2 separate regions of the Mus musculus genome follow, and region 1 is linked to region 2. The links are chromatin loops, found by intact Hi-C in ENCODE. Cell type or tissue: left cerebral cortex. All regions are shown on one strand.

The links. Peaks named below come from ENCODE experiments on the same cell type or tissue, not always from the same donor. Only the 100,000 strongest peaks of a DNase experiment are listed, where the experiment ranks them.
Region 1: it touches region 2 in a loop (5-fold over the local background); 2 of 42 quality-filtered maps call a loop at or near these places.

Annotation. Positions count from the first base shown.
Region 1 is chr1:42,008,717-42,016,716 of GRCm38, forward strand. No RefSeq gene overlaps it. Among named protein-coding and RNA genes, the nearest start is that of Gm28175, 250 kb to the right of the region's middle. In left cerebral cortex, no CTCF peak of the experiment used is centred here; DNase peaks (open chromatin) are centred at 3,830 and 4,391; H3K27ac peaks cover 1,084 bases.
Region 2 is chr1:41,895,564-41,903,563 of GRCm38, forward strand. Gm29260 (a long non-coding RNA gene) reads left to right here. Exons shown (of 6, transcript XR_373362.3): 2 at 1,797-1,968; 3 at 4,876-5,605. Among named protein-coding and RNA genes, the nearest start is that of Gm29260, 160 kb to the left of the region's middle. In left cerebral cortex, a CTCF peak has its summit at 2,395 (motif pointing right); DNase peaks (open chromatin) are centred at 2,428, 3,445, 4,544, 5,062 and 1 more place; H3K4me3 peaks cover 264 bases.

The DNA.
Region 1 (8,000 bases), 110 kb after region 2:
ATAATTTCTTCCCTCAAACAACCTACTGTGCACTCTACTTCTAACTGGCTCTTCTGAGTTGATGAAATGAAGATGCTCCTGCAATAGGATGTCTGTGTGACAAGAAGGTAAGGAACTTCTGTTATCTGTGCTGTGATCTCTGAATTAGGCCATTTGAATGAGGCAGATGAGGGAATCTGATTGCATGGGGTTGGTAAAAGTAACTCTCTAAGAAATCTGCCTGTTCTGTGGGAGTCTGAAGAATAATTGGCTAATGAGAGAATGATTACTTTGTTCAGACATGATTACTGAAAAAAAAATGTTTCATCCATATGTTGCTAAATAATAGGAAATTCTCCAGTGAAGGGGCGGGGGACAATGATTAGAAGAAATAAGATAGGTCAAGAAAATGCTTCCCAATGTGGTAGTAAATTTCTTTTGGAGCAGGCTAACTCTGAGCAAGTATGATATTTTATTGTACTAGAGGAAGCCTGCATATACCCTGCAAGTTCAGAGTTTCAGTTACAAAAACAACAAAAAAAAAAAAATACTATGTAGGAATATTTTTCTTTTGAATCAAAGAATTGTGCCCTCTCTTGCTATGCTTTGCAGCCACAATAACCAGCTCCTCCCCTGTTTTTCTTTGTGAAGCTTAATGTCATTCTGGTTGTGGTGTGAAAAGAGCTAAGTTGTATGTTGATATTTCTCAAAATAGCCTCCAACATGCTTAATTAAAATTCATTTGCTGGAACTGACCACATCAACCTAGGATCCTAGCAGAGGCTACTGGATCCCAGAGAGTTGGCAGCTTTACTTTAATTTTGACTAGTCTACAGAGGCAAGGTGACTATTCAATGCCTTCCAAATTTCTCAAAAATCATTTAAAGCCAAACAGAAAAATAGTTGTGTGTAACATTGAAGCTGGTTTTGGCCACCATGGTTGACAAGCACAAAGCACATTATTCTAGTATGAAGAACAGTGTACCCCTCTTTCCAAAGGCTTCCTTGCCTCAGAACCTTCCAAACAGAACCACAGAACTCTGCTTTCGGCAGTCAAAGTTGGCTCCTCAAAGTTTTATGTAGTCTTTTCTACAAATGAATGCCACACTGTTTGGAATTGCTATATTTCTGTAAATATACACCATAATCAATATCTGAACATGAGCCAAGGGTCTATGACAGGAGCTGAAGATTGTCATCAAACAAAATTATCACTCGCACATACAAAGAATATACAACATTATGGGTACTTATTCAGCACAGCCAGTCTGCAGGCCTGTGGTGGTTCACAGAGTGGAAGTGTGTCAGCCAGGCTTTGGCTGATGAGAGGAGTCCATTCAGGGAGCAAAAGCACTGATGGTGTAGAGCAAAGCTTGTGTGTAGATGAAGCCTTTCAAGCATGCAGTATTGCCAAGCGACAACCTTCAACATGACCAGAGTGCAACCAAGTGGAATGTTCATGCATCATACATAGGACAGGAAAACTGGGTCTGGAGCTAAAGAAAATGAGTGTGAGTTAAAACATAACTCACATGTCACTGGTGTTTAACTACTGGGGGATGACATCTGGCTCAACTGAAGAAAGAGAGACAGAGCCACACAGAGATAACTTCAATATCTTATCTAAATTCTGAACATAAGAAAAGAAGATGAGTTTTGCAAAAGAGGAGATAAACCAAGGACTGGATGCATGTTGAGCAAGAACAGCATCCAACAGGTCAGAGGATTTGAGGATATGGTGGCAAATGATGTATAAAGATAATGACAAAGAGGAATAGTCACACAGAGGAAATACAGAGAAGAACTCATAGTTACAGGCTTCTGGAAGGCTAATATTATTACTCTCAAAAGAATCTTAAGGCCTAGAGCCTAGTGTCTGTGGTATAGTTCCTATCAAGTATAGCATCATTTGAGCTCTGTTAGCCTTAAGAAACCAGAAATTCCCACTAAATATTTGCCACTGGCATGGGATGATCACATTCTCAGCCCAAGATACCTGCGGATTTCTAAGTGGCAATCTTCTAGACAGAAGGAATTCTTGATTTACGATGGTCTTTAATACTTACTCTGGCCATGCTAGAGGATGCGGCATGGATCAAGAATGAGACATTCCTGCCTAGCTTTGCCCACATAACAAATCCCTCAATAAGAAGAGTAATTGGTAGTGTTTTATATTTGGAAAGGGTAGCAAAATAGCATATGGATGTAGTCAAGTAGGTTAGGATGTATAAAAAGATTGAATGTCTGGGTTTGTCAGACATTGTGAACTATGCTTCAGAGAAAAACTTAGGATAAGACAAGAGTGGGTAGGCTCTGGGAATCTGATTGTTGTTCAGTCAGTGAAGGGGAAAAGGTGAAGTTGGAATGGGATGGGAGCCAGAACACTGTAGGCCAGCTCCCTATTGCTATGACAAAACGGTAACTTGGGAAGAAAAAAGATTTATCTAGGCCCACAGTTCCTGAGTCTTCAGTCCATAGTCTCTTGCTCTGCTGCTTTGGTGGTGGGAACATATGGTGGAGAAAAACTTAACCATCTCAAGTTTTCAGCAGTCATGAAGAAAAAATAGGTAAGAAGAGGGTGAGATCCTAGCATCTCTTTCAGAGGTACACCACAAAGGTCAGATGTCATTTCTCTTGCTCAAGGTTCCTCTCAATAATGATATGGCGTGGATACAAAGCCTCCAACCCATTGGCCCCTGGAAGACACTTAAGATCTAAATATAGTGAAGTGGAACACTCAGAGGACTTGGAATAAGAAGTTTAAAGAAGAAGCACAAATAGGAAGTAGTTATTTAAATGTTCCTTATTCCTAATTTTATAATTATATTTAAGTGATGATAAAATATTTTTCTTTAGAATATAGTACATAGAGCATATACTACATTTTTATTTATCTTTCTTTCATTTTTCCCAAGCATGGTCTTCATCTGAGAGAGTAGGAATGATGGAAGGGTCGAGTAACAAAGCATAGAATAGCAGAGTAGGGTGTGTGGAAAAACACACAGACTAATGTGAATTTATAAAAATAATTTTCAGAAAACATGTGTTATCCAATGAGGAAGCTATATAACATAAAGTATTCCTTCCATTACTACACAAATGAGGCTTGGGGGGGTTATAATGAGGGAGAATACATATCAATTTATTCAGGCCAAAGTAGTGGGAGTTGAGTAAAATTAAATATATCTAGAGGGGGAGAGCACACTACAGGCCTCAGCTCAGATCTTCTCAACCCTGGCTTTTATGTGGCCTGCAAGATAATAGTGTTTTCATATTTTGAATTATTGAAGAAAATAAGAAAAATAAGATCAATGCTTCCTGTTAGGTGGAGATTGTATGAAATCCATATTGTAATGTCAGTAGGTGAGATTATAATGAAGCACAGATGTACTTGGAGTGTACAACTTTGTGCATACTCATCCAGTGACCATCAAGACAAATGTCTTTGTCAGAGACTGTGTTGCTTGCAAAGCCTAAAGTAGTTACTATTTTCTGGCCCTTTATGGGACATTTTGCCAGCCACTGAACTAGAAGTCTCTTTATTTTTCCTTTCTTGTAGCTGTGAAAGTTGTTTATTTTCTTATATATGTTCCTATGGGTGTAAACTGGGCTAACATTAACATGCATTAAACATTGAGTCAAAATTTGGGGGGAAAAGAAATAGTAATTTTTTATGGTTATTGATTTTTCTCTGTTTCTAAAAACACTTGGAAAAGAAACAGACTTTTCATTTGTGTCTACCACTGGGCTGGGATCTCCTCAGCAGCTGCACAGGCTGTAAGCATATGCTCTCGGTGGAAACATTTTTAACCCATTTCACAAGTATTTGCTGAGCAATGTCCGAGACATCAGGAGAGTCTCAAGAGAAAAGGAGTGGCCTCTGTCATCACAGAGGTTGCATATGCACAGTGAGGTGCAACCTTGAATGGAAGGGATTAGGAAGCCAAGTAAATTGAGGGCATGAAAATTTCTGTGCGGAAAATGAAGGTGGCTGGAGGGTAATTCAGTTGCGAAAGAGGACTCACACAGGAAGGGTAAGACTGAAGAAAGGATACTTGACCTGAAATCTGACAGACAAAGGGAACCAGCCATGCACAGAACCCAAGAACACAATCTGATAAAAGCAAAAGAAATGCAAGATCTGTGTTCCAAGGCCAATCTGTGGTCCCTGTGAAAGAGCAAATGAGTGGGTGAGTTGCAGAGAGAGGATGGAAGGGTGGGAAGAAGTAAAGAGACAGAAGAAATCAAAGTACACCAGAAAGATACACAAGGAGCCAGTATCTTTATGTCATCATCAGGAGTCTGAATTTTATTCTGAGCACAATAGGTTTAGGTGGGGGCAGTGGTGGGTGAGAACATTTTCAAAAGAGCCATCTGGGTGCCACGCCTCTGCACCAATACCATAGTTGAGAGTGTGTAATCACAGACTACCAGGGGTACAGAAGAAGTAGGCGGGAAACGGCAGATGCTGGGTCCCAGCAGATGGTAAGAAGCAGGAAAGTATGAGTTGTGTTTGGGAGATGAAACTGGAAGTCTTTAATATAAGTTAGAAAAAAAAGAAGAAGAAGAATTATGTTAGGAAAAAAAGATGGTGTTTGAAAATGATCTCAATCCTACTCAAAACCCATATATTTAGATGAAAGGGGAGAGAGAAGTTTAGCCATGGTTGTGTCTAAGCATCTTACACTCAAGTGTGTGAAATGTACAGAGTTCCCCCAATTTAAGGTGGCACCCATCAGCTCCAAGTCCTATGTTCTGTTTTACAGAGAACAGGCATCGAAGTACTGACATCCTGATGTGCCTTGGTGATCAGGGCAGATCTGCCAATATTCAGTCTGAATTATGTGAAAATGTGGACACATAATTCTACACAATCACCAAACACATAATTTCAAACACAATCACCAAAAGCAAAGTTTGATTACCAGTGACAGATCACAAGGACAACCAGACAATATGGTCCTGTGAAAAATCGCATTTCAAATGTTAAAATCCTCAGGGTGGTCTGGACTTTAAGACCCACATACGAGAATGGGTATGCAGGGACATTTACTGCCTGCAAGGTGCGCACTGCATCGTCACTGAAGCTCGGGAGGAGTTGAAACCAAATCAGTATTCTACTTTTTCATGCAATAGGAGGACAGAGAGTAGATAGATAAATAGATAGATAGATAGATAGATAGATAGATAGATAGATAGATAGATAGATAGATAGACGATAGAGATATAAATACATGAGATAGATGATAGATAGATAGATTGATAGATGATAAGAGATAAATGAAATAGATAGATGATAGATAGATCAGTAGGTAGATAGATGATGGATTGGTAAGTAGATAGATCCTTCTCAATAGTCACAAATAATATAAAATATCTTGGCATGACTCTAACTAAGGAAGTGAAAGATCTGTATGATAAAAACTTCAAATCTCTGAAGAAAGAAATTAAAGAAGATCTCAGAAGATGGAAAGATCTCCCATGCTCATGGATTGGCAGGATCAACATTGTAAAAATGGCTATCTTGCCAAAAGCAATCTACAGATTCAATGCAATCCCCATCAAAATTCCAACTCAATTCTTCAACGAATTAGAAGGAGCAATTTGCAAATTCATCTGGAATAACAAAAAACCTAGGATAGCAAAAAGTCTTCTCAAGGATAAAAGAACCTCTGGTGGAATCACCATGCCTGACCTAAAGCTTTACTACAGAGCAATTGTGATAAAAACTGCATGGTACTGGTATAGAGACAGACAAGTAGACCAATGGAATAGAATTGAAGACCCAGAAATGAACCCACACACCTATGGTCACTTGATCTTCGACATGGGAGCTAAAACCATCCAGTGGAAGAAAGACAGCATTTTCAACAATTGGTGCTGGCACAACTGGTTGTTATCGTGTAGAAGAATGCGAATCGATCCATACTTATCTCCTTGTACTAAGGTCAAATCTAAGTGGATCAAGGAACTTCACATAAAACCAGAGACACTGAAACTTATAGAGGAGAAAGTGGGGAAAAGCCTTGAAGATTTGGGCACAGGGGAAAAATTCCTGAACAGAACAGCAATGGCTTGTACTGTAAGATCGAGAATTGACAAATGGGACCTAATGAAACTCCAAAGTTTCTGCAAGGCAAAAGACACCGTCAGTAAGACAAAAAGACCACCAACAGATTGGGAAAGGATCTTTACCTATCCTAAATCAGATAGGGGACTAATATCCAACATATATAAAGAACTCAAGAAGGTGGACTTCAGAAAATCAAATAACCCCATTAAAAAATGGGGCTCAGAACTGAACAAAGAATTCTCACCTGAGGAATACCGAATGGCAGAGAAGCACCTGAAAAAATGTTCAACATCCTTAATCATCAGGGAAATGCAAATCAAAACAACCCTGAGATTCCACCTCACACCAGTCAGAATGGCTAAGATCAAAAATTCAGGTGACAGCAGATGCTGGCATGGATGTGGATAAAGAGGAACACTCCTCCATTGTTGGTGGGATTGCAGGCTTGTACAACCATTCTGGAAATCAGTCTGGCGGTTCCTCAGAAAATTGGACATAGTACTACCGGAGGATCCAGCAATACCTCTCCTGGGCATATATCCAGAAGATGCCCCAACGGGTAAGAAGGACACATGCTCCACTATGTTCATAGCAGCCTTATTTATAATAGCCAGAAGCTGGAAAGAACCCAGATACCCCTCAACAGAGGAATGGATACAGAAAATGTGGTACATCTACACAATGGAGTACTACTCAGCTATTAAAAAGAATGAATTTATGAAATTCCTAGCCAAATGGATGGACCTGGAGGGCATCATCCTGAGTGAGGTAACACAATCACAAAGGAACTCACACAATATGTACTCACTGATAAGTGGATATTAGCCCCAAACCTAGGATACCCAAGATATAAGATACAATTTCCTAAACACATGAAACTCAAGAAGAATGAAGACTGAAGTGTGGACACTATGCCCCTCCTTAGAATTGGGAACAAAACACCCATGGAAGGAGTTACAGAGACAAAGTTTGGAGCTGAGATGAAAGGATGGACCATGTAGAGACTGCCATATCCAGGGATCCACCCCATAATCAGCATCCAAACGCTGACACCATTGCATACACTAGCAAGATTTTATTGAAAGGACCCAGATGTAGCTATCTCTTGTGAGACTATGCCGGGGCCTAGCAAACACAGAAGTGGATGCTCACAGTCAGCTAATGGATGGATCACAGGGCTCCCAATGGAGGAGCTAGAGAAAGTACCCAAGGAGCTAAAGGGATCTGCAACCCTATAGGTGGAACAACATTATGAACTAACCAGTACCCCGGAGCTCTTGACTCTAGCTGCATATGTATCAAAAGATGGCCTAGTCGGCCATCACTGGAAAGAGAGGCCCATTGGACTTGCAAACTTTATATGCCCCAGTACAGGGGAACGCCAGGGCCAAAAAGGGGAAGTGGGTGGGTAGGGGAGTGGGGATGGGTGGGTATGGGGGACTTTTGGTATAGCATTGGAAATGTAAATGAGCTAAATACCTAATAAAAAATGGAAAAAAAAGGAAATAGAGAGAGGTTGATAAGTGATAAATAGATGATAGATAAGTAGATATAAATTGGATTTATAGATGATAGGTAGATAGATAGATGATAGATGATAGACAGACAAATATGTAGATGAAGATTATGTAATATATTTTATAGAGAAAGGGAGTGAGTGAGTTTGATTTAAAAAAAAAGAAAAGAAAGCTTTATTTTGGAGGAAAGAATCTAAAGTTTAAATGTACAGAGCTCAAATGTAATGTACCTCTCTGGACAGACAGAGATTTGTCTCAAATAGTAAGTATTGTTTGGGGCACATATATAGTATGCAACCCCCCTTTTGTGATAAGGGTCATATTAGTTGCTTATTTAACACCCAACAAAGTTGTTCTCATCTAAGCAAAGTGAATGGATATGGTGTGGTCACTATCAGAGTAGCCTGACTCAGCTAAGATAGCCACATTTA
Region 2 (8,000 bases):
TTCCAAGACAGGGTTTCTCTGTGTTTATCCATGGCTGTCCTGTAACTCACTCTTCAGATGAGTTGACCTTGAACTCACAGATATCTGCTTGCCTTTTCCGCCTGAGTGCTGGGGATAAAGGCATGTGCCATCACACCCAGTCAAAGTGTAAGTCTTAAACAAAAATCACTAGGTTTAAATTTCCAGAATGATCTAGAACATTGAGTTGAAAAGATATCTTAACTGCTAAAAGCATCTATGAAATGCAGTAACAGATCTTCCTGTTGTTAGTCTCTGGCCAGAAGACATGGTTGTTCACCTACCTCATAAGTAGCAATAACTCATGCTTCTATCTTCAGAGCAGACAGCCATGCATTTCAAGGGACATAACCACTGCAGAAGAAACCTACAGAAGCTCCATCATAAAATCCTTTCTGCTACAACAGAAACTCACAACAGCAACTGTCATTTCTAAGCTCTTACAGACACAAGGTTTCTCTGATGAGTCCTAACTATTTTAGCATGACGAGATTTAGTGATTTCAAATTTTAGTTTGTTCTGCCTGATTCTGTTGTGTTTATCTCCATACTTAGTAATCGTTAAAGACAAGGCGATCTCAAGGGTTTTTCTTGCATTTTCCTGTATATTAAAATAGCAACACTTTCTGTGACTTTGGCCATCTTTGTCTCCTTCTTCTTAATCTCAGAATCAATGGTGAAATGTGCCAGGGGGAAAATAACACCATACAGTGTCACCAACATTTCGAATTTTCCTATTGGAGCTCTCATGAGACCTGATATCTTGACTGCAGTTCTGAAGGAGACATTTCAGAAATCCGGTGAGCTCCCTGTCATCTGATGTCGAAAATGAAATAACTCTAAGCAAATGTATCAATTCCCACTTTACAAATTGCAGGATAAAACTCTTATTTCCCTGTTTCGCCTGTAAATATCACATTGAGCATGTCTGACTTTGAGCTTTGCTCTTGCAGACCAAGTTGTGAAGAACAGGTTCTGTGGTGTATTTGTAAATAAGATCTTCGTTCATTTGGAGAGGCAGAATATCTTCTCTTGGTATGGGAAGGAATGTAAATTGTCTACAGATGGCTTCTGTTATAGGTTATAAGGGTGGGGGGAGGCCATAGAGAAACATTTACTTTAAAGAGCAAAAGACAGCCCACCCTTGTTCATTTCAATACAATAAACAGTTACATTTCTCAGTTTAAATATTTGGAAATCAGATCCGGAACACATGTCCTTTGTTCCTAATTCAAAAAAAGTGGTAGTTTTGTTTAAAATTTTTGTTTGCCATTAGTCTATGCAATCTGTGTTGCGGCAGATGCATGACAAGCCCTATTAAAATACAATAAAGGAGCACCCCGGGTGCTTTATTAAAAGTAGAACAGAGAGAATATTTTGATGCCAAAGAATCATAATCTTCGAAGTTGGTTTTCTAAAAAGTAATTGGAATCAATGGGTTAATTGTTTTTAGACCACTTATAAGTAAATATTATTAGGAAACTATTTTAATTACTATACTTTATGTGGCCCAAATGTAAGCATTTATTAATACAAACCAAGCACTCATTACAAATTTGCACAGAAAATGATAAAATATTATGTATGAAATGAAGCATTAGCATGGACCATTAAGTCCTCTATTTTCATTTAATTGAATTTGTCAGTAGTACCCTCTTTAACTGAAAACCAGTCATAACCACAAAATTAAATAATAATTAAAGAAACAACTATTGAAAGAGTAGCTTGGGAACTAAGGTGCCATTTAACCAAAACATAGCAATTTAATGTAAATTGCAGAGCATGTAGACACAGTTCTGAAAACGATGCTTCCTGGGCTCCCATGGATGTCTTCGTGAATGATTCCACTTTACACACTTGATGGCCTAATCCGAGGACCTGTCTGCTTCCCAAAGGGTGGGAAATCTGCAAAGGCCCGTACACCTCTCTCTACTGTGAGAAGACCACAAAGGTAATATAAAACACACTAACTTTTTCTTAGCTTCTTGATAATCTTGGACTACTAATATGTGCATTGACATACAGACCTAGGAGTATGTGTCTCCTTCATATTCCCATAAGTCACAGAGCAAACCGTCTATATGACAATATACTATCAAAGCTATGACTACAGCACACTTGACATTTTGTATGTACAAGCATGCACTCTTACCTGAGACTTTTGTTTTACTGCTTAATTTAAAAAAAAAAATATTGTTTATAAGCTCCTGACTTAAAAATTCTAATCCAAGGCACAGTTTACACTGCCAAAAACCTTGGTTTCACTATATGTGCATGTGTGTACATGTGAACATTTATTCACATTTATTTATTCTTGCTAGCTGCTTCCATCCTCTGCAGGTCATTTTTTATGCTGTCTAGACAGGCTCCATGTTGCACAGCCAGCAGGGGGAGATAGGATTTAAGGAAATAACAAACTGCGCTTCAAGAAAGCAACTAGTTTAGGAGACAAACAAACAAACAAACAGAATTTGTCAAGGCATCGAGTGGAGTACCTCTATCGCATATGGGGTAGGTGTGGATGTCACATATCATGTAGGCTGCCAAATGGAATTTTTGTGCAGATCCATTGAAGGTCTAGGTTTGAAGTCCTGCACACAGATGCCTTAGTTATTAGCCACACACTTGGCAGCGCTTCCCAATAGAGAAAGTGTGAATCTATGAATCTGAATCTGAGAATCAATTTACACAGGACAAAAATCACAGCATTTACATACACATACTCATGTACTCAGAGAAAACAACACTCACTGTTGCAGCTTCCTATTGCTAACAAACGGGGCACTAGCAGGTAGAGATCGAGGAACGATAACCATACCAAGCATAGAAGAATTTCAATATTTAAAATGTAATCATTATAATGCATATAACTTAAATTGCATTTGTCATAATATATTTGTGACTCACATACATGTGTAAATCAAGCGCTGTGAACACGCGCTCCTGGGCTCCTGAGTGAGAATTATTTTTGCTTGAAAATGATCAAGCTTATGATTTGGAAGAAAACACTCTCCTTTTATACTAACCAATATCATTTTCATAATCATAATTTAACCAGGAAGAAAGTTCACTGGCTCTGTCTAATGACGTTAATATGTTCCTAGTCTGCCGTTAGCGAGAAGTGGCCCAAAACAGGAAAGTCAAGTTTGACATTTTACTGAATGAAGCTAACCTTGTCACTACCGAAAAGGGACATTTTAAAGCCCACCTTGCATCCACAAACTGATTCCCAGCCAGAACACGTGCACATGCTCTATTTAATGTGAAAGTCAACCAATTTCAAGACAAAATGTCTACACCCATACTACAGAGTGAAAACAAACAGCGTGTTAGTAATTCTATCTGGGCATAAATGGCAGTTACATAAGTTGTATGGATTTTGTTTTGTTCCTGTAGGATGATACGCAAGAAAACTTTCAAACTTGCACTGTTAGAGTTTAAAACAGGCATTCCCCACTGGGCTAGCGATTATCTCTTATAACTGGAAACATGAGTATGCAGAAGTTTGCCTTTCCACATCCAAGCTGGCTCTTCCCACGTCGCTTCTCAAGGATTTCATTACAGACAGCCATTTAAGGCAAGGGCAGAATTTGAGAGTAAATTCAATTTCAAAACTCTTGTCAATCCTGCTACATACAGGCATGCATGCATGCACATACATGAGTACACACAGATGCCTCTTAAACTCTGATGTGACTTTGCTATAATCTTTCAGTTTTTTGAGTGTTTGTAATTAAAATGTTTGATGATTAATAATTGTGCATGCTTATGACAATTAATTCATATTTGGTCTGTGTATATATTGTACAAATAGTTGGTCAAGGTTTTTAAGACATCTGGTAACACATTTTTGTGTGTGATAAAAATATTAAATTCATGTTTATAAATTTTGAAACATATCATAAACTATGATAGGCAGTACAACAACTCACAAAAGTTTGTGTTTATAATCTTGACTGAATGACTTTATTTTGATCATGAATACATTTATCAACTCCTCCACCCCCAGCCACTGATAACCACCAACCTATTCAGCTTCTTTGAATCAAACATTTTAAATACTTTGTATAGAAATATCATACCATATAAAATTTTTCTGTGCCAGTTTTATTTGACTTGATGTATTTTCCTCTCTCATCCAAGTAGTCATGAATAAAAGAATATAATTCTTCTTACAGGCTGTATAGTATTCCATTGTGCATATATGTTTGTGTGTGTGTATGTGTGTGTGTGTGTGTGTGTGCATGTGTGTCACATCCATGCTTCTCATATTCATTCCTCTATTGATGGATACTTATATTGATTTCATGATTCCATGTCTAGGCTATTGAGAATAATTCTGAAATGAACATGAGACTGCAGATGTCTCCTTGACATCCCGATTTAATTCATTGGATATGTACCCAGAAATGGGATTACTAGACCATATGGCAATTCTGTTTTTAGTTTCCAGTATTCCAATTTTATTTTCTATCCAGCCCATACGTAGTACCTGACTGATCTCAAGAGAATAATTCAGAAGTGTAGCAACTGAGAGCTGTGAAGCTCCAGCCTCGAGGGTTATTATAGAGACTGGAACTCACCTTCATACATGGCCTTGAACCTGCTCTGTTCTGACCCTCTCACTTTCAGACTCTGGGTCAAATTCATTTCAGAGAGAAAGACTGCAAAAGACTTTAGCTAAAATATCCTTCTCTAACTAAAATATTTAATTCCTCTGAGCCCCTGAATATTTTATCATATATAGATCAAACTGAGATTCATAGAATTTAATGTGGAGACTTGCGCTATTTTTATGTCTCGGAGATGCTGATTTTGTTCTCCTACAATATCAATACACTTCCTTTTAAATCCACAGCACTTGGTTCTCTCATGTAATCCTTCACCCTGCATGCCTGTCCAGAATCGTCCCCTGTTTTGGACAGAACGACATGACTAACTTGACTGCTACAACTGATTTTCAGAACTGAAATAGAAACATATGCTATAAACCTCACTGTCTGGGGATCTATGAATATAACATCGGTATGTCAACGTGGCCATCTTCCAGGACTGTAAAAGAATGGGATAAATGTTGTTGGGCCATAGTTTATCAGAACATTTGAGAGGATTATATCAACATTTTATGTTTTCACTGGGAGCAAGGCAATCTCTTCAGTGCTGGCATTTAGAATGCGGATTCAGAAGTCTCCGAGAGTTGCCAGAAAAAGTCCAATCTCAGAGGGAGACCCAGATGATAGGGCACTAATCAGAAATGCATCATTCCCGCCAGATGGTCTGGATCTCGCCGCGATACACAGCCTGAAGAATCGCGAGAGCTGTGAGGCGCAAACTGACATTTCCATTCTAGGTTCGACCATGGATGGAACCTGAACATAACAAAAGTCTCCTAGTCTATTGAGTTAATCCAGACCCAGGTTGATGGGGACACCGTCTCCACACAGGAATCTTTTCAAATTCTGCACCCTAGAGTAGCTCCTGAAAGTTCTGATATTTACCTGTGGCTGACTCGAGTTGGTTACATAACCATGCCCATGCTGAAGGCATGGAAGAAGTCCAACCTACCGTGTGCCCAGAAGGATTAACAGGTCAGTTGAGTACACTGTCTCTCAATGAAACCACTGGGAATAAAGTGAACGAAATAGCCCTGCGCTTCTTTATAAAAAAGGAATATTTTGATAAAGTTTCTTTTTGTTTTGTTTTTTAGTTTTTGTTGTTGTTTTTATATTTGTATAAGTCTTATGTTTATAAGTGCTTGTTCTCATGTTTATCTGTTAACCATGTGGATGTCTGGTGCCCAAAGTGGTCAGAAGAAGGGATTAGATGATTCAGAACTGAAGTTACAAACTGTTGTGAGACTTCATGTGGAAGATGGGAATTGAACTCAAATCCCTTGCAAGAGCACCAAATGCTCTAAATTGTTGAGCCATATCTCCAGCTCCAAAATGAATAATTTTTATGGTGTAAGTTATTTCTTTTAATCAGTTCCTCAACTAGAATTTTAAAACTCTTTCAAAAAAGCATTTGCATAATTAACTGAGAACTTTAAAAGTCTGTAGTGTTAAAGAAATAATTAGCATCCCCCCTCCCATAAGCCTTCACTTCATGTCTAGAGTCACTCAGCATGCTCATATGTGCACCATATTGTCACACGCTGCAGGGCTGGTCTGCCGAACTTCTAGTAAACATAAATTAATTAACTTCCATCATACGTGACCAGTGAGTCATGTGAAATCTTGGCTGCATTTCATCCTCTGGAAGATGTTGGCCTTGGTGCAGGTCGTTTCCATGTTTTTATCCTGTCTTTTAAGACCTCAGTCTCCCTCGTTGTGATGTGCCTGCGTGTGATGGTGAAGAGCTCCCACTGTGTGTGGAAACTGAAGACTTGAGCATCAGGACCCACTGTCTCACCAGTGACCCACCTTTCTCTTCAATACAACAACCAGGATGTATTAAATGGAACCAAAGAACACTTCAGGCACCATTGACATTAATGTAGATAGATCATATGAGGAAAAGACTAGAAAAGACAAAGACTAAACAGGAAGAGAAATACTGGAGCATGGACGGTCAATACACTATCAAAAACTCTGAATGAGCAACGTCCCAACAGGGCAGGACAACCTGTTGAAAATTCCAGTCTCTAAAGGAAAGTGCTACTTCCATTTACATGTTCTCAATAACCTTGGCAACCAACTCATGGAGCAACAGAATCCAACCCAACTTAACAACAATTAAAAAAAAATCATTTAGGTTTTTATCTGGCCCCCATTTATAATTATAGTCACCACTTTGTTGAGAAGGTTTACAGAAGCAATGTCCACCTCTGAAGCATTCTGTTCCTTAGTGTCCCTCACCATGGTTTCTTGCAAATGACTGAGGCCTTCTAGATAAAAGCTCCTGTAGGTGAGACGTAGGAGGCTTCTTGAGTTCTGGAGATACCAATGACTGCCTGTTGTAATTGTAGTTGGCCTCCTGTGATTCTCTTGAGGTGACATGTCACCATTATATAGTATATATTAGACAGTATATAGTATATAGTATGGTTGCTTTAAAAGGTATCAAACTTTAAATTAATACAATCATCTAATTCAAGTGTCCCAACACATGGAAGCATGAATATGTCATATAAAATCTACTGGAAATCATCCAGTGCAGTCAGGCTCAAAGAATTCAGATGTGTTTGGTGTTCAGTTGCACTTTCCTTTCTACCTTTCCTGTTATAGCCTCAGGGCCTTGGGAATATCTCCTTACAATATGCCCCTGTCTCCATCTCTGATGCAGTCTATAAGCGGGAAGCACCAGTCAGGACTTCTGTCTCCATTTCATGCTGTGGCATGTTTGCAGAGCTTATAGTTCTAATCCCAGAATGTCCACCAAAAATATTGAAATATGGAAGGTTTAAAACTTGGTTTGGACATAAAGTGAACAGGCTAACTTTAACCTTGTATTTGCAAGATCAAAGCTTCCTCAAGTCATTTGGATTTTATTTTGACTTTTTTAATAATACCAAATACCACCAACCTTTTAGGCCTCTAAAAGAATTGTGGCTTAGACTAAAAGGAAAGGTTTGTGATGTTGCCTTTAGGAGAAGGAAACTTATATTTCATTACAGATGTTGTGGTTGCGTCTCAAATTCCCAAATCAAGGTCTGTTTTGTTAGAAGTGGTCAGTCCTAGTCATACAATAAAATAGTCCATTTGATCACTACCTGAATTATTATTGCATACATATAATCAGTGGGATTCTGTCCTTTTATATTCATCAGAATTCTGCCATTAATATTTTAAATGGAAGATGGATGATTTCCAGTAGATTTTATATGACATATTCATGCTTCCATGTGTTGGGACACTTGAATTAGATGATTGTATTCATTTAATCTTAGATACCTTTTTAAAGCAAACATACTATATACAATATACTATATACTGCATACTGTAATACTATATACATTTTGCTATATACTATATAATACCTACT